5 separate regions of the Homo sapiens genome follow, and all the other regions are linked to region 1. The links are chromatin contacts, found by Hi-C or POLR2A ChIA-PET in ENCODE. All regions are on one chromosome and are shown on one strand. The core of a region is the stretch at or near the end of the contact, and the rest is flanking DNA. Distances in the headings are between cores, read along the strand shown.

Evidence for each region. A loop is a pair of places that touch in the nucleus more often than their neighbours do. ChIA-PET counts read pairs that join two places held with the same protein, here RNA polymerase II (POLR2A). Pooled maps may share reads with other maps.
Region 2: a pooled map shows a loop between it and region 1 (16-fold over the local background). The contact joins the promoter of CTH here to the promoter of FUBP1 in region 1. A Hi-C loop is called at or near these places in 1 of 37 single-sample maps with no recorded cell type and 9 of 50 pooled maps. POLR2A ChIA-PET finds 5 or more read pairs at or near these places in 1 of 52 experiments (CD4-positive, alpha-beta T cell).
Region 3: a pooled map shows a loop between it and region 1 (18-fold over the local background). The contact joins the promoter of BCL10 here to the promoter of FUBP1 in region 1. A Hi-C loop is called at or near these places in 5 of 50 pooled maps. POLR2A ChIA-PET finds 5 or more read pairs at or near these places in 2 of 52 experiments (CD4-positive, alpha-beta memory T cell and activated T-cell).
Region 4: a map of CD4-positive, alpha-beta memory T cell shows a loop between it and region 1 (8-fold over the local background). The contact joins the promoter of CTBS here to the promoter of FUBP1 in region 1. A Hi-C loop is called at or near these places in 2 of 168 maps with a recorded cell type or tissue (CD4-positive, alpha-beta memory T cell and naive thymus-derived CD4-positive, alpha-beta T cell) and 7 of 50 pooled maps. POLR2A ChIA-PET finds 5 or more read pairs at or near these places in 1 of 52 experiments (CD4-positive, alpha-beta T cell).
Region 5: a map of naive thymus-derived CD4-positive, alpha-beta T cell shows a loop between it and region 1 (26-fold over the local background). The contact joins the promoter of SAMD13 here to the promoter of FUBP1 in region 1. A Hi-C loop is called at or near these places in 1 of 168 maps with a recorded cell type or tissue (naive thymus-derived CD4-positive, alpha-beta T cell) and 4 of 50 pooled maps. POLR2A ChIA-PET finds 5 or more read pairs at or near these places in 2 of 52 experiments (T-cell and WTC11).

The regions. Positions count from the first base shown.
Region 1 is chr1:77,976,962-77,982,478 of GRCh38, forward strand. It overlaps FUBP1 (far upstream element binding protein 1), which reads right to left and starts at 2,111. Exons shown (of 20, transcript NM_003902.5): 1 at 1,924-2,111. The coding sequence starts at 2,043. It also overlaps a transcript of DNAJB4 not described here. RefSeq lists enhancers at 1,675-1,724, 1,795-1,844, 1,855-1,914, 1,925-2,054, 2,365-2,514 and 1 more.
Region 2 is chr1:70,407,001-70,412,517 of GRCh38, forward strand. It overlaps CTH (cystathionine gamma-lyase), which reads left to right and starts at 4,268. Exons shown (of 12, transcript NM_001902.6): 1 at 4,268-4,583. The coding sequence starts at 4,416. RefSeq lists an enhancer at 3,839-4,098 and a silencer at 4,159-4,308.
Region 3 is chr1:85,273,933-85,279,449 of GRCh38, forward strand. It overlaps BCL10 (BCL10 immune signaling adaptor), which reads right to left and starts at 2,700. Exons shown (of 3, transcript NM_003921.5): 1 at 2,364-2,700. The coding sequence starts at 2,420. It overlaps BCL10-AS1 (BCL10 antisense RNA 1), which reads left to right and starts at 2,426. Exons shown (of 2, transcript NR_045484.1): 1 at 2,426-2,865; 2 at 3,709-4,156. RefSeq lists enhancers at 1,893-3,092, 2,298-3,000, 5,409-5,517.
Region 4 is chr1:84,572,125-84,577,641 of GRCh38, forward strand. CTBS (chitobiase) reads right to left here and starts at 2,316. Exons shown (of 7, transcript NM_004388.3): 1 at 2,115-2,316. The coding sequence starts at 2,291. RefSeq lists enhancers at 906-955, 1,669-1,768, 1,879-2,168 and a silencer at 2,329-2,448.
Region 5 is chr1:84,299,562-84,305,078 of GRCh38, forward strand. SAMD13 (sterile alpha motif domain containing 13) reads left to right here and starts at 2,147. Exons shown (of 4, transcript NM_001134663.2): 1 at 2,147-2,240; 2 at 3,642-3,726. The coding sequence starts at 3,674.

The DNA of each region.
Region 1 (5,517 bases), core at 861-3,360:
CTTTTCTTCACTGGCCAAACTCTCTTTCATTTTATAATGTCTTGCTCATATATCACCTTTACTTAGGAAATTGGGCATCCCCTCCTAACAAACTCTATAAACACTTATAAAGCAAGTGGATGAATTAAATATCCATATTTTGTCTGCTCTCGTTAAAGTATTAATCAGATAATCCTGTTCATCTGCATTTGGTCAAGGAACTATATCATAGCTTCTTAGTAGGAAACAATTCATGCATTAAAACAAACAAACGAAAAAAAACAAGGCCGGGCGCAGCGGCTCACGCCTGTAATCCCAGCTTTGGGAGGCCAAGACGGGCGGATCACGAGGTCAGGAGTTCGAGACCAGCCTGGCCAGCATGGTGAAACCCTGTCTCTACTGAAAACAAACAAACAAACAAAAAAAACACAAAAAATTAGCCGGGCATGGTGGCGGGCGCCTGTAATCCCAGCTACTCGGGAGGCTGAGGCAGGAGAATTGCTTGAAGCCGGGAGGCAGAGGTTGCAGTGGGACGAGATCGCACCACTGCACTCCAGTCTGGGCGACAGAGGGAGACTCCGTCTCAAACAAAACAAAACAAAACTCCAGTATCTACCTACAGTGTGCGATACCAATTAATCCAATGTGCTGGTTCTGGTAAAATAAAATAGTTGGTTCCAGTAAATAAAATAGTTCCCTTAAGTTTTACAAATCAATCTAATAAAACACGCTAAGAGTGTTTGTCATAGTTATATGCTTGTTGCTAAACATGTTCAGAATTTCTTAAATTACGTGGAAAAAACCGCAGAACTAATATTAATGATGACCTTTTGTTGACTACTCCTAGTATTTCTGGTTATAAAAAAGTACAGGTACATGTTTATAATGCGTTCACATTAGATGTGTTACAACGGATTTTATGAATTCTAATTTTGACTCAATGTTCCTTCAACTGTCCCGGTAAAAAGTTAACTAAGTGAACTCCTAATGCAACGAAAACACAGCACAACACTGGTTTCTAATTATCATTAGCTTAAAACTAGTAAAAAATGCCCAGCACCTAGTACAATATGCATAGTGTCACAGAGAATAGGATTCTTTTGCTTACATGCAAATCTATACCAACACCATACATTTTGAAATGTTAAATATATTAGGGGACTATCTAAGAATGTAAAGTTCAAATTAAGGTATCTTTTATTTTCCTGGAATACACGCACTATTTTAACAGCTTTCGTCTGGGAAAGTGGTGCCTTCAGGGCAAATGCACGCACTACGTAATACAAAGAGGTCTGGTCAGTTTACGACTCTGAACTGAGAGGCAGATTCAAATTGAAACCTCTGGTATAATGGGCCTGAGGCCATTTTGAGAAATAAGGGGGGCGGACTGGTGGAACAGACTGACACGTAAATCCCGCCCAGAAAAAGGCTGCTTTCAAGTCCCTTCCTTGTAGAGGTGTGACGGTGAATGGTACTGAAAGCGGTTTTAATTGCGAGAGAGAACGGAAATGAGCTGTAAAGGCTACTTTAATGATAAATCCCTTCCCTTGCTATGGCTCCAGGACAGACCCTAGTTCTTTCCCAAACTCATTACCAGAACCTTCCATTAAATTGTGTGAAACTAACTGCGCTTTATCCCCTGGAAGAGGATCTTTATCTAAACTAGCTCACTGGAGACACGCGAGTGCCGCAGAAGCGGGAGAAAGACTTCAGGCCTTCTTTGCGTAGCACGCGTCGGGGTTCTAAGTGGATTAGGCACCAAGAACACAAAACTGGGTTCTGGTCTCTAATCGTTATTACCAACATGGGGAAACGTGTCTCTTCACATTTCAGCCCGGAAGAACACCTCTTTCCTCTTCCTCATGCGCTTAAGGGTAGCGGCCTACTCAGTCAGCGGCCAATTACCGTGAGCTTTCGGGATTCCGCCGCGCGGTCCACACTTACCTGCCGGGCTCTCTGCAGTGCATCTTTGAAAGCGTCGTTAACTCCTCCACCACCACCGCCGCCACCACCGCCACCAGCTGAGCCAGAAGAGGGGGGAGGCACTGTTGAATAGTCTGCCATGGTTGCACTATAAGAGCCGCTGCCGCCTGTTCAGAGACTTCCTCTCAGCTAACAGCTAAGAAAGAAAGAAAATGGCGGCCGTCGAAGCTCTATTACATTCTTGCGCGACCATCGTGCCGTAAAGGGGCGGAGACTGAAGGAACAAAATCTCGCGATGTTTCCGAGGCAACGCGCTGGTGTGGGTTAGGGCTGAGAAAGAACGACAGGAACAGAGACGTCGCGAGGATTAAGTTTAAGACTTCGCGAGAACAGAATTTCTTTTGGCACCTCCTCTCCGCGCGTTCTTGGGGTGAGGCTGGGTAATTGTTCCTGCAGGGTGGTGGGTGATAGTGGCCAGTTGACTGCGACTGTGTTTGGGTGGTGGGAAGCCTGAAGAAAAGGTTGTTTCTTACCGGTCGCTGCCTCAGGGAGGTAGTGCGGTAGAATTTTCCGCTATGGGTCATTCTCGGTGTCCGCGGGGAAGGGCGTGACAACGACGGGCGTGACGGCGAAGCAACAGTGTCTCGAGAGCGCTGCCGCCCGGAGGGCGCCAGGAGAAGTGCGTCCGAGACGCCGCGCGGTGATGCTCCTGAAAACGTCTGCCCGGCGTAGCGGGAACCCAGCATGATTTTCAGGGTAGTAAAGTGTCCCTGTATTTTACTTACAGACTGTCCGATTTTTTAGTTTTATCACGAGGGTGGGTGTTGAATTCAGGCTGGAAGCCTGTTAGTTCTCGACCATATTTTAAGTTTTTTGTTTAAAATAATGTGGATGAGGCTCTAAAAGTATGACTGCCCTTTTCTTTATCCAAAAACGTGATTGTTCTTAAAGTTCAGTGTTAGCCAGATTTAATAACCTAGTATATGTATGTGTCCATGGCCATTTTTATTAAGGGTTTTTTTTTGTTTGTTTGTTTGTTTTGAGAGTCTCGCTCTGTTACCCAGGCTGGAGTGCAGTGGCGCGGTCTCGGCTCACTGCATCCTCCGCCTCCTGGGTTCAAGCGATTCTCCTGCCTCAGCCTCCCGAGTAGCTGGGACAACAGGCGCCTGCCACCACGTCTGGGCTAATTTTTTGCGTTTGTAGTAGAGACGGGGTTTCACCGTGTTAGCCAGGATGGTCTCGATCTCGTGACCTCGTGATCCACCCGCCTCGGCCTCCCAGAATGCTAGGATTATAGGCGCGAGGCACTGCGCCCGGCCTGTTAAGGTCTCTTAAGTTAAGAACAGCATTGTTTCTTGACCAAAATAGATTTTGTAGCTTCTTAGGCGTAGTTTCTCCCACCCCATCCTGTGGGTACTCAAATGTAAGATCATATTCTGAATTGTCATCACAGGACTAGGTATATATATATATATATGTGTGTGTGTGTGTGTGTGTGTGTGTGTGTGTGTAAATTGGTATTTTATGTTATGTACTTCAGTTACCAAGTAATGCCAGACATTTCTTCAGACCTTCTCCAACATATCGTGGCATGTAATTTACTGTGTTAATAGTAGTAAGCTCCAGGAATCGTGAGGATACTTTAGAAGTCTTACTCTTTATTATTGAGTATATCACAGTGACTTTTTTTTTCCAAAATTATTTGTTTAAATAACAAACAATGAGGTAAAATGAACTTTCTCGACTTTGTGGCATTTTGTCTTACTTGGTTAGGTCTAAAAAAATACTTTTTCAGCAGCTCTTAAGAGTAATTGTGAGAAATATATATATGCTGCATTCTTTCTGAAAACCTAAAAGTAATGTGTTCATTTGCTTAAGCACCAAAATAGCAGTTAATATGAATGTAGATACAGGTGAGCCATCATTTCCCTTTAATCAGCTTTTAAGGCAGTAGTATCCATTTATAGCTCTGATGATCTTTTTCAGTGTTCATGGCCATCCCTATAAATTTTGGTGGAATTTGCATTTGAAAAATCAGTGCACGTATGGGACTACAGATTTAATCATAATGTATAGAAAAACAGTAAAAGCAGTGTTGGGTGTGCGGCTAGGTAGAAATTTTCCAGTTGTATTTTGAAAATGTCTTGATTTTTTCATATTTTATTAATTAGGCAATACAATCAGATCTTTTGATCAATGTAATTTACCACAGTGCTATAATTTACCCTCAAAACAAATTTATGTATATCTCAATTTATTTTAGTTATCACTGAATATTGAAAATATGTAAGGACCTCAATTTTTTTTTTTTTTTTTTTTACATACTCGCTCTGTTGCCCAGGCTGGAGTGCAGTGGCACGATCTTGGCTCACTGAAACCTCAGCCTCCCAGGTTCAAGAGATTCTCCCACCTCAGCCTCTGGAGTAGCTGGGATCACAGGTGTGCACCACTATGCCTAATTTTTTTTTTTTTTGAGACGGACTCACCCTGTCACCCAGACTGGAGTGCAGTGGCATGATCTCGGCTCACTGTAACCTCTGCCTACTGGCTTCAAGCAGTTCTGCCTCAGCCTCCCGAGTAGCTGGGATGACAGGCACCCACCACTACGCCCAGCTGATTTTTGTATTTTTAGTAGAGACAGTGTTTCACCATGTTGGCCAGGCTGGTCTCGAACTCCTGACCTCATGATCCACCCTCTTTGGCCTCCCAAAGTGCTGGGATTACAGGCATGAGCCACCGCGCCCAGCCACAATAAAATTCTTGATAGCTTAATCTTTTGGAAAAATTAATGCTTGAGACAAAGGTTCTTTGTGAAAATATAAATAAACTGCTTTTTAGGATCTCTTCAGTGAAGCTGGGAGGAATATTTGGGGGGTTGCTAAGGTGTCATTCCAAACTTTTCAGTGTTCTTCAAATCTAATAAAAGAACAAACATCTTTAGTGTATTATACAAAAGGCCTCTTTGAATATTAATGGAGTATTTGTTTGGTCACTCCACACATTCATTGCCAGGATCTGTCCTTTGATTATGATCATGGGAGATATAACAGGGCATCATAGGATATATAGGAAATAGATTATTAATTTTTAGAGAAAAATTTGGAGCTCTCCACCTCTTCTTGTAAGACAACACTCCCAGCTTTCCATTACTTTAGGTAATAATGTTAGATTGAAAGTTTGGGACTCCTGAAAGCATCTGTCTTAAATAACTGGCCTTATCATCCGGTTCTTAAGTGAGTTTAGCTTATTCCATAGCATACATTACAATAATTTATAATAAAGCTGCTATATACAAATATGCACTAATATACTTGTAATTTCCTGTAAATTGATCCTATACTTGTTTCCTAGATGTTTCCAAACAGCTACCTACAAAACTTTGGTTTTACATGTTGCCTCAAAAACAAAATGTCTAAAATTCATATATTTACTGTTCTTATTCTCCCTTTTTTTGTGGTCAAAACATTTATTGTTTCTTTTCCTATTGGATCATATATTTAGATAATCAGTTCTTCTATTACATTTATCTTTTTCATTAACCTTTAGCTAAATAAATCCAGATTAAAAATAGTCTTTTCTCATGAAACTTAACCTGACTAACCAATTGCAGTGACC
Region 2 (5,517 bases), core at 3,018-5,517, 7.6 Mb before region 1:
TTAAGAACCTATTTTTGAGAACTGCCAAGTATTATTTTACCCATTTTACAGAAGAAAGTGAGACTTACAGAGATTAAGTCAATTGCTCCCTCAAGGTCACAGAGACAGCAGGTTCCAGAGGTGAGCTTCAAACCCAAGCATTCTGACTCCAAACTTCAGGTGCTTAACTGCTATGTCTGAGTTGTTATTTATATTATGTTTTTCAGTCATATTTGACTCCTTTTACATCATTGTGGAATGCATCCAAATGATTTTGGGATTACTTCTTCATCTTAAATGTCTGAAGCTGTACTCAATTCTCAGCCTAGATACTCGCTATATTAATATGAGTATGTCGCTTATCTTCTTTGTATCTATCACTAAAAGAAAGCAATTGTGCTAGAAATTTGCTCTCCAGTGTCTCTTGATATTAACTTTAATAATTCCATCAACAATATCTAGACCTTTTTATTCTCAAGACATATAATTTTCAATTATGCCATATCAAAACATAATTGATATGATTGCATAATATCTTTTTGTTACTATTTTAAAAAATTGTTTCCACCAGGAAGTGAAGGTAGGTGTCATAAGTGCTATCTGGCTTGGTGCAGTGGCTCATGCCTGTAATCCTAGCACTTTGGGAGGCCAAGGCAGGTAGATCGCTTGAGCTCAGGAGTTCAAGACCAGCCTGGGCAAGATGGTAAAACTTCATCTCTACAAAAAAAACCCACAAAAAATTAGCCTGGCATGGTGGCGCATGCCTGTAGTCTCAGCTACTTGTGGGGCTGAGGTGGGAGGATCACTTGAACCTGGGAGGCAGAGGTTTCAATGAGAGCCAAGATGGCACCACTGCACTCCAGCCTGGGGAAGACTGAGACCTTGTCTCAAAAAAAAAAAAAAAAAAGTGCTATCTGACAGGCTTTGGCCCATTGTAGTAATCTACAAGTCTACCAAATTTAGATCTTATATTGTAATATCTTCTTTCCCCTGATCCCCAAATTCCCTTCATAATTCTCATTATTTCATTGACAAAAGCCCAAGGATGAACAAATTGTTTTCTTTTGAGGTAAAACAAAACAGATCTAATAATTGCGTATGTTTATGCTTGATAATAATAATAATATATTTTATGAACATCCCTCCCAAGTCCCGATTGCACTGTTTTGATATTCAGTCACGGTATCTTTATTCATAGCCTGCCTTTAATGAGAATAGTAGAGGTCTTTGTGCATAAACACAAGAAGTACAGTGCTATTTTCATAGTGTTTAAGAAGTACTTATTATAAAATAATGTACTCTGTGTTTTATAAAAGGATCAAACAGTAAAGAAATATAAAAAATGAGAAGTTTCCCATTTCCTCTAAAATATCTGCTTTTGCTGAATCTCCTTCCCAAGAAGAATTAATAATTCTTCTGTAAGTGTTATGATATTTTGTTGTATGCAACATAATTTATATGAAAAATTAGCACACACCTCAAACTATATACCATTTATTGGATTTAAAGTGGCTATCATTTAATCATTTAAAAAGCTTTTTTTCTAAATACAGTTGTCTTTCTAAAATGTTTAAATTAGGGTTTTTGGTAGTATTATTATTGTTGAAAAGGTAATATGTGCCCATGATATAAAACTTGAACACAAAAGAGAATAAAATGTAAAGAAAATCACCTTTCCACTGCAGATCCATAGTCTCTATGACCAGAAGGATTTTTATACATATGAAATCATAAATATCTGTCTGAAAATAATGCAACATAGTATATATTCTTTTGAAAAAGTGGAAGCATGATGTATACGTTACTTTGCTTTGCTGTCTTAGATATTAGAGATCAATAGGCCAGGTGTGGTGGCTCATGCCTGTAATACCAGCACTTTGGGAGGCCAAGGCTGGTGGATCACTTGAGGCAAGGAGTTCGAGGCCAGCCTGGCCAACATGGTGAAACCCATCTCTACTAAAAATACAAAAATTAGCCAGACATGGTGGCTGCATCTGTAGTCCCAGCTACTTGGGAGGCTGAGGCAGAAGAATCTCTTGAAACCTGGAGGCAGAGGTTGCAGTGATTCGAAATGGCACCACTGCACTCCAGCCTGGGTAACAGAGCGAGACTCTGACATACCAGCACATCTCAATCTCTTCCTGCTTCTTGGCCATACTGTAGCCATCACAGAGTAGTATCATAACCAGTTAACCAGTCTTTTAAGAATGAATAATTAAGCCATTTTTCACTCTTTTGCTATTAAAAATAGTAACGTAGGTTTAAAAAGCATCCTTGCTCATCTCTGTACACATATTAAGAATATATCTAAAGGATAAATTCCTGCAAGTAAAATTTTCTACAAAAGAAATTGCTGAGTCATAGAAAGGGGATATTTTAAATCCTTGATACATATTAAGCTGCATCCAATAAAGTTTTCTCAGTTTAAGAGAGTAAAAAAGGCCTGATTTATAGCATTTGTATTGGGTGCTATCTTTTTTTTTTTTTTTTTTGAGATGGAGTCTCACTCTGTGGCCCAGGCTGTAGTGCAGTGACATGATCTCGGCTCACTGCAACCTCCGCCTCCTGGGTTCAAGCGATTCTCCTGTCTCAGGCTCCCAAGGAGCTGGGATTACAGGTGTGCACCACTACGCCCAGCTAAGTTTTGTGTTTTTTGTAGAGATGGGGTTTCACCCTGCTGGCCAGGCTGGTCTCGAACTCTTGACTTCAGGTGATTCGCCCACCTCGGCCTCCCAAAGTGCTGGGATTAATAGGCGTTAGCCAATGCACCCAGCCTAGTGCTGTCTTCTGAATGATTCTTTATTACAGTACACTAAATAAAATGTCTGTATTTATGCAACTCAGGGTTTGTCAGCAAATATTAGGAGGTAAAACTAATTGGAACTGTTTTAGACCCTTTTGGCCCCTAAATGCCATATCATATTACACAAAAATACCCACCTATAGTTATACATAAATATTGAGGTGAGTTGCAGTTGATGTTATATTTTTAAAAGAAAAATATTAATTAAATATGTATTAATATACATTAGTGTTTTGAAGTCTATCCATTTTTTCCCCCAGCCATACAAAGTTTGGTAGGATTCTAAAAGCTTGTAGGCCCTCAAGCACCACTCCTCTAGTGCTTAATGGGTTAAATGTCCCTAAAGCTAATTTGAAAAGCAAATTGCCTCATTCTTTCTCTTCATATCTTTCTTTCAAACTGTAAATTTTAAGAGCTGTTTATTCCTTATTCTCCTTGTTCTTAATTTGTTTAATAAAGTTTTAGATCTTTAGCGAATATTTTGCAACAACAGAAATATCCCCAAATTTCCTGGTGCTAGAAAACAGCCACAATAGTAAGTAGGTCAAGTCTGTATTGCTTAGGGAACAGGGAGATTTTTGTTTTAAAGCAGTGATTCTTCTGAGAGTAGGGCTCTGGGCGCAGGTGAGTGGTAAACAATCCTTTTTCCTGCAGGGATGTTGCTGTTGTGTAAAAGCAAAAGCATTTTGTGTAAGGATGTTAGGCTCCAGTAAGTATTTCAAAGCCACATTATCTTTCTCATTAGGGGGAGTTTCTCTCTGTACTTTAAAAGAAGATAATGATGCTTGAAAAAGCTCAAGATTGACTAACTTTTAGGAAGCTGCCAGAGTTGTGCATAGACGTCCTCACTACAGTAGCTTCGTTATGTCTTACGAACAATTTAACCTTCACTTCTAGTCATCGTTTCGTCATCGTAAGCACTGGGTCATTACAGAGTTCAGTGTACCTAAAACGCAAGCTGTGACTGATGAGAATCCAAGCTGCAAACTGGGCGGCTTGGGCAACTGTTTTCTTAACCACCCTCCACGTTGTGGCTTACGTCTTTTAGCACCGCCCTCAGGGCAAAGGATGGTGGTCAGAGGTAACTACCACAGTAAAAGAAGGCTATTTATGTGGTCTGTTTACAGTTACCCGGTTTCAACACTAAGCCAGCTTTCCGCCACGTCTCGGGCGAACCTCCGGCCTGAGGTCACAGAGACGCCCGGGTGGCTCTCAGGAGCCAGCATGGCAGCCTCCTCAGGACGGGTACTCAGGAATTTCGCCCGCAGGGACTAACACCACTTGGACCCAGGGACTCCAGCTTCACTCCGCTTTGTGCACTGGGTGGGGCGGTCGCGGTGACGTTTCAGGCAACGCCTCTGCTGTCAGCCAATAAGGAGCGGGAGACGCGTCGGGCCTGCGCTCAATGGGCCGCGCTGGTCCCGCCCCACTGTGATCGTGAGACTGCAGACCCGCTAATAAAATCCACCCCAACAATCGCTGTGTGCCGCTTTAGTGCGCTCGCCGTCGGCTCTACCTGCGTGCTTTAGCTCCTTCTCGCCTGATCCTTCTGTCTCTCCCAACCCCGGACACCCGGCTTCGACTGGTTATATCTTCGGTGTTCTTTTCCTCTCTTCTTCTTTCGCGGTTCAGCATGCAGGAAAAAGACGCCTCCTCACAAGGTTTCCTGCCACACTTCCAACATTTCGCCACGCAGGCGATCCATGTGGGCCAGGATCCAGAGCAATGGACCTCCAGGGCTGTAGTGCCCCCCATCTCACTGTCCACCACGTTCAAGCAAGGGGCGCCTGGCCAGCACTCGGTGAGCTGGGTCTGTCTGGGGCTGTCCACAGTTGGGCGGTAAAAGAGATACGGCTTATGAATTTGAAAGGCATGTAAGTAATTTATAATATGACTTATAAATTAGGAAGGCAACCGAAAGATGTTTCTACACTGTAATTCTTGCAGCACAGCTTTGTATCGGATGGTCCAGTGATCGTATTTCTTTTGATAAGCAGGACTGGAAGGAGCCGTTTGTCCAGCTTGCCATTTAGATTTGGCCTGAAATTCAGGTGATTTTGACAAATTTGCAATTAAAAATCGAAGGTCATAACTTTTTTGAGTTACCTTTAGCAGCATAAATTTTAAAGATGTAGTACGGAGTCAGCTTAAAAAATATTAAGGGTCTGATAACTTGACTAGAATTAAGATTGTTTCCAGTAGCTGTATGAATAGTTATTGAGTACCTACTATATGCCAAATACGTGCTCGTATATATCATGTGTATTACATGTATTGTCTCATCTAATCCTAACAACAACCCTAGTCTGAACCGAATTCTCATTTTTTCCCAATAAAGAAGCTGAGATTTAGGGAGTTAAGTAACTAGCCTTAGACTAGTAAGTATTGGAGATGGAATTCAAACTTTAGAAACTTGAGGTTGCTTTAGGAACCAACTCCTAGGCACTCAGCTACACTATGCTATCTCTAATAATGCTAGTAACAATTTAGCCTATTGCGTCATTTAAGCACTGTGGCTTAGTGATTAAGAACACAACTCATGACCGGGTGCAGTGGCTTACGCCTGTAATCCCAGCACTTTGGGAGGCTGAGGCGGGTGGATCACCTGAGGACAGGAGTTCGAGCCCAGCCTGGCCAACATGGTGAAACCCCATCTCTACTAAAAATAAATAAATTAGCTGGGCATGGTGGCGGGTAATCTCAGCTACTCGGGAAGCTGAGGCAGGAGAATCGCT
Region 3 (5,517 bases), core at 1,450-3,949, 7.3 Mb after region 1:
GCTCTAGCCCACCTTCCTAACTTCACTTCAGATTACCCTCTGCCTTCCTCCGATTTCCCCAAGTCACCAGGGTCTTGCCTATTTTAGGTCCTTGACAAATTCTATTCTGCCCAGAATGCTCTTCCCTCAGTTCTGTCAAATCTTTCAGGAATCAGTTTAAATATAACCTCTCCTGACCATCCTATCTCAAGTCGATTTCCCCTATTATTGTCTTGGCACTGTTTGATTCCTTCATAGTAATTGCAATAATGAAAACAAAATTTATTTATTTGTTTTAAACTAACGTCTCTGTTTGAAGCAGGCAGCTACGAGGTATGTTTTAGCCAACACTGTATATCCTGCACTTACTAGGGCACCAAGTAGTTAATGTTTCAGTTGAATGCAAAACTCACTGCACTTATTTTGTGATTTAAAACAATCCCCCTCAAGAAATTGAGCTCTTTTCAAGTTAGGATTGTGTTTTCATTTTTAATTTTTGAACTGTTAGAACCAACCACAGTATCAGCCTCACAGTAGCATGTAATCCATATTTATTAAACTGTACTAAATCCAACTAACACAATGAGGCAAATAACTAGATAGGAGGAGGGGGAGACACTAAAGAAGTGGGAGGTCCCAAGACAAAGGGTGGTAGCACACCATTCATCAAGAAAGGCAATACAGCAGCAACAGTAAGCAACTTTGGGAAAAGGATAGTAAAAGTTCAATATTTGACAAGGTGAGCAATCTGTAGGATATAAAAGTAGATTTCCAGTAGACATTTGGAAATAAGGACCTAGAGTGGAGAGAAAAGTCCAAATATGTGGATAATTTTAAAACTCTCTAAGATCAGAAGACATTTTGAAAATATCATGAAAAAAACCTCTAAGAAAAAAGCATGCACATAGTTTCTTTCATAGACCTTTTGAAACCCATCCATGGTTTCCTCAAGGTTATTTATTTCTGATATAGGCGTAAAATGAAATCCTGAAGACAGATAACATCAATGAATTGACAGAGAAGAACAAAGACCTGGAAGCCACTCTTCACATCTGTACTTGTATACAGATCTTATTTCCTTCCACTTGTAATTTCTCAGTTCCTGTTTTATTAGCTGTAAAATGGGAATGGCAATTATCTTCTTTAGAGGTTGTTGCGAAGGTTAAGTGGGAACATTGTAAACTGTGTGACACAGCATCTGGAACATAGGAGGCCTAGCTCTTGGAAGTTCAAGGTTTTACTGGCACTCACCATGAATAAGACAACATTTATTCTACAGTAGTTATTTATGTTCCATTCTTATCTCAACTAGAATGTAAAGCAGGAAACTGATCTTCATTTTTTTGTATCCTTCCAGACCCAAGGCCAGTGCTTTCCATATAGCAAGTGCTCCATAAATCTCTGTTGAATGAGGAAACTAAGCACAACTCCCAGTCATATCCAGTTTCCTTCTGCTGGTGAGTCACACCAATTGTGAGTACAGTGTAATAAACCTTACAGGGAAGAGGAAGGGATTTGAAGTGGATGAACATTTAAAAAGTTGCCATCCTGTCCAGTTCATCAAAATGACTTTGTAAAAGTACTGCAGTGTTCAATAAGAACACGTTTCATGTTGAGTTTCTGTTTTTCATTTGACTTCAGATAAAGTATTTTAGTGATACTCATATAGGTCTCATCTGACAAAACAAGTAAACGCAAAGGAAAAAGAATGTCATATCTCAACAAAGCCATTCGTTACGAATAAATATGAAGGTTTATGTGGTTCTGCACCATCCGAGAAGAGCATAATTTAGCTACTGAATATTTTCGACGTTTACCTGTACATTAATTCTCAGCTACGTGTATTCACTCCCCCAACCCCAATTTAAATATGTGGGCGTCTGCTTACTAGGGGAATTCCAGGTTGTGCTTTCAGCTGTTGAGCTTCCTCAAGCCCCCTTATGCAAAAGAGCTTCACATTTTTGGTCCACTGCTTGGGATCCTTCACCTGGTACAGCCTTCGCTCTAGGCTGAGTGAGCAGCCTAGGCAGCCTGACTTAAGGATGAATCTGAGCCGCCAGTCCCTAACGAAGCATCTCCAAGAACCCAGTTGGGGGGAAAGCATGAGGAGATGGGTGAGGAGTGGGCAAGAATCAAAACACCACTTGGCAACAAAGCCCAAGCTCTGCGTTTAGCGATGTAAAACCTGGATTGACAGATCACTGGAGGATCACTGCCACCAAGGTCCCTCGGATGCAGGGCTCGCCACAGTCCTCCTGTGCTAGGACTTTCCGCTCCTCCGACCTGGAGGATCCTCCTTGTCCTCGGACTCCAGGCTTCCGCTTTCGTCTCCCGCTGGGCTGCAGCCCGCCCCCGCCCGCCCTGGGCACAGCTGCGTTACTCACGTCCTTCTTCACTTCAGTGAGGTCCTCCTCGGTGAGGGACGGTGCGGTGGGCTCCATGGTGGAGGCGGGAGATGGCGCTTCTTCCGGGTCCGGGAGCTCGGGCTGCGCCGCCCCGCCCTGGCTGGGGGCTTCGGCCTCCGGGTAATGGGGAAGAAGGAGAGGAGGCGGAGCGGGTCGGGAGAAAGACGGCCGCCCCTTCGGGAACAGAGGGACTCGGGGGTCAAACCGTAGCGCTTCCGGCCCCGCCTCTGAGGTCGACGGCGACGCGAATCTACGCGACGCGACGCGGAGCTCGGAGCAGCGTTCCTTCCCTCTCGTAGAGGCTCAGGCGCAGGCACCGCCCCACGGCGAGGCGCGTCGCTTAGCAGAGCCCGCCCTGTCTCTGCGGCAGCCTATCGACGCCAGCCCGCGGGCCGATCCTGTTCCCGCCCCCGACCGGAGCCTTTCGGGTGGCTCCGCCCACAGCGGGCGTTTCCTCAAGCCACGCCTGCGCAGGTCGTCGGTAAGTGGCCCGGGTTAGCTTCCTCATAAGGCATCGTTTCCGTGGGTGGGGTCCGTCAGTGCCCAGGCAGCTGGCACTCTCAGCCTTTGCTGCCTGCTCACTTCGGGGGAGTCCGGTCTGGGCTTGTCAGTACCTTGGGTTCCTCCCCTTTTCCCAGACCCTGCCCTACAATTTCCTGTTGTTACGTTTGCCAGTTACTGTTTTGGTCACACACAAACGCACTCATACACACATACACATGCATACACACAAACAGCCTAACTACAATACTAAACAAATTTTTGAAAGAAAAAAAGAAACCACCTACAATCCCACCACTTTAACACCTCATTTAACGTTTGCATACTTTTTGGTCACTGTTCATTATAAACATAGCTTTTCCTCATTAGTTAATCTGTGTAATGGAGATAGATATGCTTACCTTTTAGGGCTGCCGGGATCATATGTAAAGTTCTTAAAGGTAGTTGGGCACACAGTATGCACTCAACTGATTATTTATTTATTTATTGAGACAGGATCTCACTCTGTCGCCCAGGCTGGAGTGCAGTGGTGCGATTCTCGGCTCACTGCAGCTTCCACCTCCAGGGCTCAGGCGATCCTTCCACCTCAGCCACCAAGCAGCTGGGAGTCCAGCTAGTTTTTTTGTATTTTTTATAGAGATGGAGTTTCGCCATGTTGCCCAGGCTGGTCTCAAACTCCTGGGCTCAAGCCATCCACCCGCCTCGGCTTCCCAAAGTGCAGGGACTACAGGCATGAGCCACCCAGCTCATCCTACTCAAACATTTATTGAGTCCTTACTAATATGTTCTAGGCAACTTATACTATGAGTCCTCCATTTTATAGGGGGAGACTGATGAAGAGACGACTATCCCCAGACCGTATTTTAACTACTATGGCGCTGTGTAAGAAGCAACCTGAGAAGTGTGGATGAAAAGCTACAGGTAGAGCCCTGGGCCCAAGACGGTGGCTTGGACAACATGCTAAATAAACTATAAACTAGATGGTATTTGAAGCTACGAGAGTAGATAAAAATGACAGGAGGACCAAGGAGAAACTTGGGAACGCCAATGTTTAAGAAACGGGAAAGCAAAAAAAAAAAAAAACACACACAAAAAAACAATGTAACCAGAGCCACAAAAACCAGAATCACAGCAAGGGATTCTGATGTTTACATTATGTCCTGTTTCCATGTTGACACATTACACAAGGACAGTTTTTTTCTAATTGCTTAATTTTTCATCATCTTCCATCCGATTTACTGAACCATCCTTAACTTTAGGATGAATCCTTTCATTTAACAAATGTGTTTTGAATGTCCACTATGTGCCAGACACTGTTCTAGGTGCTAGGAAAACAGCTGTGAACAAAACCAATAAAAATCTCTTTCCTCATGGAATTTATATTCTAGTTTATTTGTGTTTGGGGCAGACGAGGTAGGCACTTGAAAAATTTTATCTAAGTTTATTTATTTATTTATTTGGAGACAGAATCTCGCTCTGTCACGCAGGCTGGAGTGCAGTGGCACGATCTCTGCTCACTGCAACCTCCTCCTCCCAGGTTCAAGTGATTCTCCTGCCTCAGCCTCCCCAGTAGCTGGGATTACAGGCGCATGCCACCACACCCGGCTATATCTAAGTTATTTTAAAAAAATAATTAATTAATTTATTTTTTTGAGACGGAGTCTCACTCTGTTTCCCAGGCTGGAGTGCAATGGCACCATCTCAGCTTACTGCAACTTCTGCCTCCCGGGTTCGAGCGATTCTCCTGCTTCAGCCTCCTGAGTAGCTGGGACTACAGGCACACACCACCACGCCCAGCTAATTTTTGTACTTTTAGTAGAGACAAGGTTTCACCACATTGGCCAGGTTGGTTTCGAACTCCTGACCTCAGGTGATCTGCCCACCTCAACCTCCCAAAGTGCTGGGATTACAGGCATGATCCCCCACGCCTGGCTATATCTAAGTTATTTAATTTATTAGAAGATGATAAATACTAAGAGGAAAAAATAAAACAGGGAAGTAGGATGAGGCTGTATGGATTGGTAAAATTTAAGCTAGGGTGGTCATGACCTCCCTGCTCACTTTGGAGGAGTCTGTCCTTGTCTTGTCAATACCAAGATAAGGGATTTGATTTATGCTTAAAGGAAGTGAGGGAGTGAACCGTGTGGATATAAGGAGAGAGCATTATGAGTACAGTCAGCAACCAATAAAAATGCTCAGTGTAACTGGAAGGAGATGATCTCCTTGTGTGTTGAGTCATATGGGTGTGCTGAGTCAGACGGGAAGCCACTGGAAGGTTCTGAGCAGAGTGACATGATCTGATTTGTGATTTGAAAAGAAGCACTTTCACTTCTGTGCTAAGGGGAAAGAAGATGGAAGAGGGAAAACCATTTAGGGAGGTATTGCTATATCCAGGCCCCAGGAGGTTGTGGTTCAGACCAGGGTGGAGCAGTGAGGGTGGTGGGAGCATTTTGAAATGAAGCAAGGAAGCAGTTTGATTTCATTTTGAAAGGATCACTCTGGCTGCTAAGTGGAGAGTAGATGGCAGGGGCAAGGGCAAGAAGCAGAGACTACGTGGAGGCTACCACAATGTCAGGTTCACGACTGAGCCAAATGTCATGCTTGGGGTCAGGTTCTAGCCCATGCTGAGGTC
Region 4 (5,517 bases), core at 1,066-3,565, 6.6 Mb after region 1:
TTACAAAAGAGATCACTGGGTCCTTGTGAGGGGAATGAATGAGGGAGAGACAGTGGGGATAGCAGCTGTAAAAGTTAAACCAGGCATTTCTTAATTTTTTTTAATTTTTTTTAACTTTTCAGAATTAATTATGCATAACTCATTTTTTCTGCTAAGCAATTGCCTACTGAAATAATAAAAATTCATAATGTGAAATTAAGTGGCCCATTGTTTTCTGACTCATATTTCTATCAAAACTTCTATTTTAGTTCTGATAATTAAGATTCTATTTGTTTAAAAAATACTAAGAGCCTGTGATATAACAGATATCCTTAAAAAAAAAAAAAGCTGGGTGAACTAATTGAAAATATAAGGGGAAAATGCCATGTAGTCTAGTTTTTGTGTTTGAAAAACATAGAAAACGCCAGTAGAGAAAAAGACCATTTACCATGAAGATACAAATAAGCATAATTTTGCTTCTTTGAATAGTTGGTTTTCAAAGTGCCCACAGATATTGCCTAACCCACTAAGTATTGGGTACTACAGTAAATCTTTCAGGTTTTTTTTTTTTCTCTTTTTTGAGACATAGTCTTGCTCTGTCGCCCAGGCTGGAGTGCAGTGGCGTGATCTTGGCTAACTGCAACCTTCCGCCTCCCGCTCCGCCTCCCAGGTTCAAGCGGTTCTCCTGCCTCAGCCTCCCAAGTAGTTCGGATTACATGTGCCCGCCACCACGCCCAGCTAATTTTTGTATTTTTAGTAGAGACGGGGTTTCACCATGTTGGCCAGGCTGTTCTCGAATTCCTGACCTCAAGTGATCCACCCACCTTGGCCTCACAAAGTGCTTCTCAATCTCAAAAAGAGATTGAGAAAATTAAGAAATGTCTGGTTGAACTTTTACAGCTACTGTCCCCACTGCCTCTACCACCGCGCTGGGCCTCAGATTGTATAAAACATTTTAATTGGGAGGCCATTATGCTGAAACAGCTCCAACTGCCTTGGATTTCCTGCTTAAGCAAACTCCAGCCCAAGGTCAACAGTGAAAGGAAACTTAAGCTTAACCTATCAGAAACTGCCAACTAACCTCTAACTAGTAATTTTCCACCAAGTCATAGCTAAATAAGGCAAACAGTCATAGCCAACCAAGTAATTATTTTCCTTTGCTTCCCTGTTCGGCCTATAAAAGCCCATGCTACTAAAGCAGACCTCTCTGAACCCCTTCTGGTTTAAGTACTGCCGATTCATAAGTTGTTCTTTGCTCAAATAAAAAAGGTTATCCTACTTTGTCTGAAGTCTTTCTTTTAATAAGATGTTAGGTTTCCACACTAGGCAGGTTCTCCATAAACACTTTCACCATTTTTATTTCTTCTCCTAAGTCATGTATATATACTTTTTTACTGGCATCTAAGTGTTCTGCCTCAGATTAATGTACTAGATTAAGAACTAGGAATCATGCCTATTTCTACAAAAGAATCGTTCTTTGAATTAAGCCTTTGGACCTTCCTGATGTCATCCAATTCCTGCTTTCAGTCATCGAAGTGGGCAGTCAGGTGGTTTTAATATTGCTCCAGAAGGTGTTTGATTAAAGTTGCCAGAAGCCTTACAAATTGTTATGTAGATAGAAGGAAAATGTACTGAAAGCTATTTTTTTTACCACTCTTCATGGGTGGTTTTGAGGTACTTTAAAGGAAAGGGCTAGCAGGTATAGAAAACTAAAGGTAAGCAAAATACTCTGCATTCTAATGTACTGTTGGAGTGCTGAGATTCTTTCAAACGAAATCCTCGTTCCTTGGAAACATAAATGGATTATCCTACCTTGTTTGCTTTTTACACCCAGAGTGCTTCCGCAGAGGCACAGCAGGGGAATGAAAGGAGCTTGCCTTAGGAGGCAGATCTGGTTTGAACTCTCGCCTGCCTACGCAGGCACTTACAGGCTGTGAGGCCTGAGGAGTTACTCAACTTCTCTGAGCCCGAGCTTCCTCATCTATAAATTGAAGGATCCGTAAACAGGAAGGCCCTCATCGAGTGGTCAAAGCTGGTTTCGGCGCCCACGGCACCTCTCCTTAGGGCTCCGTTCTACCCTAACTTCTCTTCGTGCCCTGAAGCCCAGACCTAGAGGAGCAGAGGAAGGCGCTGACCTCGAAATCTGGATGGTGGCGAATCGGGCGGCAGAGCTCAGGCTCCGGGCATGGGCAGTCGGTCCCGGCCGCGAGCCGCAGCGCCAGCAGCGCCAGCAGCGCCAGCAGCGCTAGACCCGGGACGCCGCTCGGCGGGCTAGAGACGAGGCGCCAGCGTCGAAGCTGCGGCCGGGACATAGCAGCAGGTCTAGCGGGCCGGAGTGGGTTCCTACCGCCTGGGTGGGCGGGGCCTGCTGCGCGTCGGGGCAGGAAGGGGCGGGGAGAGTCGGGAAGGGCGGGGAGGGGCGGGAGGGGCGGGGCTCCGGGGCGGGCGTGGGAGGTCGGGCTTCGAGCGTCCCCGGGCGCTACAGGTGGGTGAAGTTAAGTGGCTGCTGGAGCGTCTCGGGGGACAGCCAGTGTCTGCGGCGCCGAGAGGGCCGTTCGTGGACTCAAATGGGTATCACCCCTACCGTTTATAGTCCTCCCAATAGTCTGCATCTCGTTTTGTCGTGGCTGGTCGTGTACTCCTTGTGGAGTCTGAAGGTACAAGGGGATCCCCAAAATGGAGAAGTGGGTGTCTTTGGAAGGGCCTACTGAGTAACATGGTTGGAGTGGCCAAAAGACTTTGTTTTTCTTTTGCTACTCAAAAGAAAGCTGGAATACCAAAAATTTTTACTTACGGATATCAGGTCTTAGTTAAGATCGTGGTTTGAATTCAAGCATCTAATTTTGCCTACTCTCCTGTTAAAAATCAAGTTTAACAACCTAAACACAAGGACAAAGAGATAACAGCAACAAAATGTTGGAAGCTGGAGAGCACAAGTATGAGTATGAGAGGTAAATCGGAAAAGGGGGAGATTAGTCAAAGGCTGCTCAAGGACTCTGATCGCTAGATCCTTTTTCCAGCTTCATGTCTCTGGGCAGCTGCCCCTCTTTCCCACCACGGGCTCCCACCCCGGCTGAATTCCCTGAAGGGGATAAATTCTCTGCTGAGTGGGTATTCCACCTAAAACGGAGAATAAGTGGCTTTATGCCTACTGAAAACTGAAACCCCTCGCTATCTGATTAACCTAAGAGGCTGAGCAAAGATACTGACATCGGGTTTTCTGGACAAATCATACACCCAGATCACCCTACAGTGAAATTCAAAGTTAAAAGCACCAGCTATCTACTTGGAGCTTCCTCTCTTTGTACTTTTTAATTTTTACTTTTAATCATGGACAGCAACCAAAAAAATCCAATAATGTAGAAAGAAGGGACCCAAACAACAGACAAAGGAATATGGAGGAAGCAGATGCTGCAGGGAGAACACTTTTAAAAATTCTCATAATAGCCCCAGAAAAATAAGAGAAGATGAAGCCACAACAGGGTGCAATAAAAGGGGTAGGGGATTTTTAAAAGTTAATAGAAATAAGAAAGAAGTGAAAAAACTATTAGTAGAAGATAACACTGAGGAATGTAGAGCAAAAACTCTGAAAGATAAGAAAATTGGAAAACGCAGTACAGAGGGGATGAAATAAATAATTCTTAAAGGTGCTTGAGAAGCAGCGTAGTACAAATAAGAAGAAATAAGTAATTTGGGCTGGGCACAGTGGTTCATGCTTGTAATCCCGGCACTGTGGGAGGCCGAGGTGGGCAGATCACTTGAGCTCAGGAGTTTGAGACCAGCCTGGCCAACATTGTGAAACCCCATCTCTACTAAAAATACAAAAATTATCTGGGCATGGTGGCAGACACCTGTAATCCCAGCTACTCGGAAGGCTGAGGCAGGAGAATCGCTTGAACCTGGGAGGTGGAGGTTGCAGAGATCACACCACTGCACTCCAGCCTCAGCAACAGAGTGAGACTCTGTCTCCAAAAAAAAAAAAAAAAAAGAAAAGAAAAGAAATAAGTAATTATCAAGGCTCCAGGACTGAAGAACACGCGTTTTCAGAATGAAAAGCTAGGCCAGGCACTGTGGCTCACACCTGCAATTGCATAACTTTGGCAGGCCAAGGCAGGAGGATTACTTGAGGGCAGGAGTTTGAGACCAGCCTGGGGAACATAGACCCTGTCTCTACAAAAAATAAAAAGCAAAAAATTAGCCCTGTGTGCCAGTGCGGTGGTAAAAGCTTGTAGTCCCAGCTGCTCGGGAGGCTGAGATGAGAGGATTGCTTGAAGCCGGGAGGTTGAGGCTGAAGTGAACTATGATCATGCCACTGCACTCCAGCCTGGGTGACAAAACAAGATCCTGTCTCAAAAAAAAAAAAAGTACAATTGAACCTCCATAACCAGAGGTTCCACATCCATGGTTTTAACCAATGTCAGATAACAGTATTTAAAAATAACAAATAATACAGCAATTTAAAAATGCAAATAAAAATACGGCAAGAGCACTGTCAACATAGCATTACATCGTATTATTATAATTAATCTAGAGATTATTTGAAGTACAGGAGGATGTGCATAGATTATGCCATTTTATATAAGGGACTTGAGCATCCATGGATTTTGGTATCTGGGAGTCCTGGAACCAATCCCTCATGATACTGAAATGTAACTATGTTTTTAACATGAATGGTTGCACTGAATCAAGTTTTCAAGGAAAAGAGCCTTCTGACTCATAGAATCAGACTGTATTCTGTGACACAGAAGAAAACACATATCTACCTGTGTTAGGGATCCCTAAGATCACCTCCAGGTTCAGTGATGCACTAAAAGAACTCATAGGACTCAGTTGTACTCACAGTTAAGATTTATTACAGCAGAAGAATATGAAGCAAAAGAGCAAAGGGAAAAAGTGCACAGGAAGAAGACAGGAGGAGGCCAAGCACAAGCATCACGTTGTAACATGTGTGAAGGGCTGTCTGCCATGGAAGCTCATTAGAGACTCAGGGAACAGCAGGAACACTCCCAAATCCACCTACAGGCCAACCTTCAGGAAGCAGGCCTTTCTAAAGATCGCAGTCTTAGGCCTGTTACGGTAACTCTTTTCTGCATACTAACCAAATGAGGAATTCCTACATATTTGTATTGAATTTTATATTGGTGCTGTACATTCTATGGGCTTTGACAAATGTATAATGATGTGTATCCAGCATTATAGTATCATACAGAATAGTTTCACTGCCCTCAAAATTATCTGTGCTCTACCTATTCATTCCTCTCTCCTTGCTAACCACTGGCATCCACAGATTTTTACACTGTCTCCATAGTTTTGCCTTTTCCAGAATGTCACATAGTTGGAATCTTACAGTATATAGCTTTTCAGATTGGCTTCCTTCACTTAGTAATACGCATTTATGGTTCCTCCATGTCCCTTCATGGCTTGATTGCTCATTTCTTTTTAGCACTGAATAATACTTCATTGTTGGGACGTACTACAGTTAATCCAATCCTGCAGCATCTGCTTCCTCCATATTCCTTTGTCTGTTGTTTGGGTCCC
Region 5 (5,517 bases), core at 897-3,396, 6.3 Mb after region 1:
CTCACATACTTTATGCTACATACTACACACACAACTTTTTATCAGCAGAGGATTGATGGCAAACAGTTTGTTGGAGGGAGTGTGTGAGTACTAGTGTATATATATATATATATATTTATTTATTTATTTATTTATATTCACAAGTGTCAGTTTACTACCAAAGTTAGAAACTAGCTGGTAAGTGAAACCTGTTGTCATAATTTAGAGTGTCTTTGTGGCTCACTTTTTATAAAACGGGATTAACTTCCTACAACACTTTCTGAAACTTTACTCTTGTGTAACAGGCAAACTTTTGATCACAGCAGGCCAGATGGGAGGGGATGTCCCTTTGTATATGCAGGAAGAGATGCTTGGAAAAACTTCACAGAATCCTTTCTCCTGTGGCTGTGTCTAAGGAAGAGCTGGGTGTAACTACAGTTTCTTTGCCTTTTCCCCGTCAAGAGTGGAGAGCTGAACATGCTTTTGTTCTGAGCAGCACTGTCAGGACAACCCCAGCTCCCCAAGACACAGAACTCCCAGTCCAACTCGCTTCCAATTTGGATTTACTGGGAGAATAGTTCAGGAATTTCAGATCAAGTCCAAAAGCGTTAAGGAATCTGTTAGTGAAAGAGCTCTTTATCTACATAAAAGTCCATCATTTTGAGATCAGCACTGGTGAAAGATCCACATGCCTGACCCATGCTCAAAAAATACTGCTCAAAAATATTTAATTGGTTCCTAGATTACTATTGTTTGCCTTTTCAAGGGAGCAATGGCAAATATTTGAAATCTTTCTTGGCACTGATCTTCAAGGAAGTCAAAAATTTCTAATATAATTCCTGGAATAAGTAAAGAACAAATTTTTTGACCTTGAAATTCAGGTTCCAAATTTAGATCAAAGGTAATCTCCTAATGTCCTAAAAGATTATTTTTAAAAAGGGAAGCAGGCAGCTTTTTCCTCAGATTCTACCTGAATTCTACAGGATATTACAGCAAGTGATAACTTTTTCCAGGATCTTTCTGGGGAACCTGTGTTCTGTGCCCTGTCTTGAGTGGTTTTGTTGACCATCTTGACCTAAAAGTGTCCAAATGTTGATTGATGTTTATTTCAATGAAGAGGCAACCATGTATGTTTTCTGTGTATGTGCAGAACATTAATGGGATGAGATTATTCTCCTGGAAAAGTGGTTTAAGCCAAGCAAGGGAACTGTGAGAATGACCAGGGTAACTTAAACAAAAGATCTTGCCCAGCCTCTCTGCTCCACCTCCCAGTTTTCTGATTTGGTATTTAGGATGATGGCGGGAGAGACTATGAATTTTGGGGTGGGCATAATGTCTTTCTATTCATATGTAACTAATATAGTACCGGGTACTCATAGATTGTAAGTGTTGGTTAAATTTCTTGAATTATGCTTTTTGTCCAACTGGGATAAACAGTTAAAATTAAACCTCCCAGAACTAATTGTTTTCGTTTTGTAGAATAAGGTTTTGTTTGTTTCAGTTTGAATTTTTGCTGGCTTCATTTGGCAGGATAAATGCCAAAATAAAAGAATGTGGGCGTTTTCAGGAGATCTGGTCATCTATTTTGCATCCTTTCCGAAATATGTTACTTCCTGCATAATGAAGTAAAAGGATTTGCTGCTGGGCAGTGCTTTCCTTATTCTCACAAAGAGATTACTTAAAAGCCAGCCCTGGGAACTTTGTCCATGAATCTCTATTAGGAAAAAAAGAGTAACATGGGACTGCAGCTTCCGAGTGTTCTCTGGTTATAGCCCATAAGCACTGGCTTCTCACTCTTATTTTTCCCTCTGGGGAGAAAAGGAAATAGTTTGAAACATGACATTCATGCTCAGAACAACAGCTAAGACCTATCATGCAGCAACAATGAAGGGGAGGGAGAAAATAAGAAGCTATTGAGACAGCTTGTTTTTCTTTGTACAAGACAGGTGCAGGGAGAATTCTGCAGGTTTTGGACTCCTTACTCATTTCTTGCACTAATTGTGCTGAAGGTAGTTAGCAAAAGTGAACAGGCACACTGTAGCTTTAAAAAGTCAGCCATGAACCAGAAGGCAGTTGGTGCAGCTTGTGTGTGATTCCTAACGTCATGTTGGCTGAGAGCCAGCCTGGTTTTATTTCACTGTGTCAAATTGTACCTCCTTATTGAATTCCTTTGCCAGCCTACTTTGTGAAAGAAAACATTGGGGTTTCTTTGGCTGTTCTTGATAAGCCTATAAAAAATGATATTTTTTAGTTGCTTATAGGTAGGTTTTCTTTTTACTCTTCCACAGAAAAGAAAATAATAGTAATAATAATAAGACAATGTAGTGTGGTGTTGCAGAGTATCATTGTGAGTGTTTTGTTTTGTTTTCTGAGATGCTTAGAAAATGGTGAATGTGTAACAGTTTCCAACTGAAGTGAAATCATATTCTGTTAGCATGGAGCAGCAGCACTATCTTCCTGTCTACTCTCTAACGGTGTGTGAATGTATGCTAATATCTATATATATATATTAAATGTTGGATTTCTCTATCAATGATCTAAGTGGTTTGCAGCTGGAAGTTTGTGTGTATGTGTGTGTTTCAGGAGTGAAAATTATCCCACACTTACAGTGTTATTTGTTAATCATCTACTTCTCTAACAGTGATAAAATCTTGCGAATATACTAAATGATGCACTTGCCATGTCAGAGTAATCCCTAGAGAAGGAGTGCCGAAGTATAAAGTGATTTGAGTGGAAATGTATTTAATTTATGGCTTCAGCTGAATAAGAGCAAACACGTTTCGGGACTGTTTCTTCCTTTTTTTTTTTTTTTTTTCTTAAAGCAGTTTTGTTCGTAGCTTTTTCATTTTGCTAATTGCATATTAATTGTGGAAGGCTTTTAATTTTCCACAGCCCTCATCCTACTAAACAAAAAGACAGAGTGATGGATGCTACAATATCTCCTTAAATGTTTTGATGATTTTTCATAAATCTAATGAGTTACCTACTCTTTCTTACACATACACACACACACACACACACACACACACACACACACCAGCACCACCTTTCTGTGCTAAGGGCTATCTGGCATTTTTTGTGAGCTTCCTGCTTTACCACAGCATGGCCATCTCACAGACGGGTTTTTGAGGCTTTCGTTGAGAATGTGAGGTAGGGGAATACTTGCTGACAAAAGCTTTAAGTGTCCTTCTGCATTGCAATGAAAAAATCTAGGAGCAAGGGGGAGTGGACAAAAAAAAAACCAAACACAATAAGAAAAAACAAATCAAAGCCCATAATGGGAGGGGGGCAGGAAAAGGGGGATTGTTTTTCTCTACTTTGACTCATTTATGAGTTGCAGTGTCTTAAGTGAGAGCTAGGCACCCAGAAGAAGCTGTGCCAGTTCACACAGCACTTGTTTTCAACGAGGATTCAATTTCATTTGCAAATGCTTATTGTCAAGGCAGGGAGTGCCAGTACAGATGAAAGCACCCCAATCCGTCTCCTCCAGTTCTTTAGGTTTAATCACATCTCTCCAATCGCCGAGGGAACTGGAGATTTAAACAAACATACGTGAACTGGTGTGAAGCTGTAAAAGGGACCATTATGTTTCCGATTCAGAATATATATTCTTCTCTCACTTTCTAAGAATTAAACACAAGCTTTTCTCCCTTATTGATTAGTTGCTGAAGTAAAGGAACCCTGCAGCCTTCCCATGCTATCTGTTGACATGGAAAACAAGGAAAATGGCTCTGTCGGTGTAAAAAAGTAAGTGAAGCTGGCTTCTGAGTTCTGCTTCTGCAAACAACAGAGGGACTTAGTTTCTATTTTCGTACTTCTTGCTTATCTACTACAATACACAGTTTGGGGGTCGCCTTGGTTTGTCTACACTGGCCAGCAGCCTCCCTTCTCCCCCCTACCCCAGTTACCTTTTTCTGTATTGCATTTCTAAGACAGAGATGACTCAGACATCAAAATATATATGAAAGGTTTGTGTATCAGGCTTTGGAACAAGGATGGTTGAGGATTTCAGCCCTGCATTCTGTATATTGAAACAAAAACTCCAAGCAGAGACTCTTCCATAGACAACACAGAATGGGGGCAGAAAATAGAGTTCAAATTTTTTTTTTGAAATACAATCACCTCTAACTCTGAAAACTAAGAGCTATAGTGCAGGAAGGGAAAAAGCTTCAGTAAGAATATAGTTTAACAACTCCTCCGTCCTAATTTTATGAACTGTTTAATGAATGTGAAACATTTCTGTGCATACATGGTGTTTATTTTAAAGTCTGTTCTCACATTTGAAACTTGTGTTTATATGTGTCATGTAAGAGTTATATATTTGATTATTTTAAATGGGAAAATTCAATTGCACATGTAACATAATATTTTGATATTTATGAGTATATGAAAAATGTATATTCTCACTTAGGAGTTATAGCAAAGCAATAAGTACTTTGATTACAAGGAGAAAGTGAGTTCCAAGAGGGAGTTATCTGTTTCATTTCTTTCCATATCATTTAGTTTAAAATTGCCGTCAACTTGAGCTTTGGAGGAAACTAATTAAATATAATCCATAGAAGCTGTGATATCTAAATGAGGAAACAGTGTGCTATATGTTTATGAATAGAAGGTATATTTTGCTTCACAGCAAAGTTACATTAAAACTAACTTAATAAAATCTGTTTTTTAAAGTTCTCGGGTAATTTATATATCAGTGCCATACTGCCATGCTGATTACCATCCCTAAAGTTTGGGGTAGGTAGGTGGAGGAGAAATGAAAGAAACAGATGCTGTTTTATGTGTGAGTTAGATCAGTGTTATCCAACAGTACTTTCAACAATGATGGAAATGTTCTGTATTTGTGCTGTCTAAAATGGTAGCCACTAGCCACATGTGGCTACGAAGAATATGAAATGTGACTAGTTTAAGTAAGAAACTGAACTTTTAATTTTACTTAATTGTAATTAGTTTTAAAATTAGCAGCTTTACTGAAGTATAATCCTTGCATAATAAATTGCATGTGTGTAAAGTAAGTTTTGATATTTTTATCCCCTCTTGAAACTACTGCCACAATTAAGATGACAAATATTTCCATCACTTCCAAAATTTCCTTACGACCTTTTGTAATCTCTCCCTCCTGTCCTTTTCTGCCCCCATATCCCCTGGCAACCACTGTTATGCTGTCATTATAAATTAGTTTGCTTCTTCTAGAATTTTATATAAATGAATGTGTATACATCCCCCGCCCCCACACACACACATATAGTTTCTGTCACTCAGCATAATTAATTTGGGATTTATCCATGTTATTGTGTATATCAATATATCATTACTTTTTAATTACTGAGTAATATTTCACTGTTTGGATCTACAACAATTTGTTTACTACCATCCAAATGATGATAGACATTTGAATTGTTTCTGTTTCTTAGGTATTATAAATAAAGCTGCTTTGATCATTTGCGTGCAGGTCTCTGTGTGGACATATGCTTTCATTTCTCTTTCATAATTACTTAGGAATGGAATTGGTTGGGCTCTATGGTGGGTGTCTGTTTA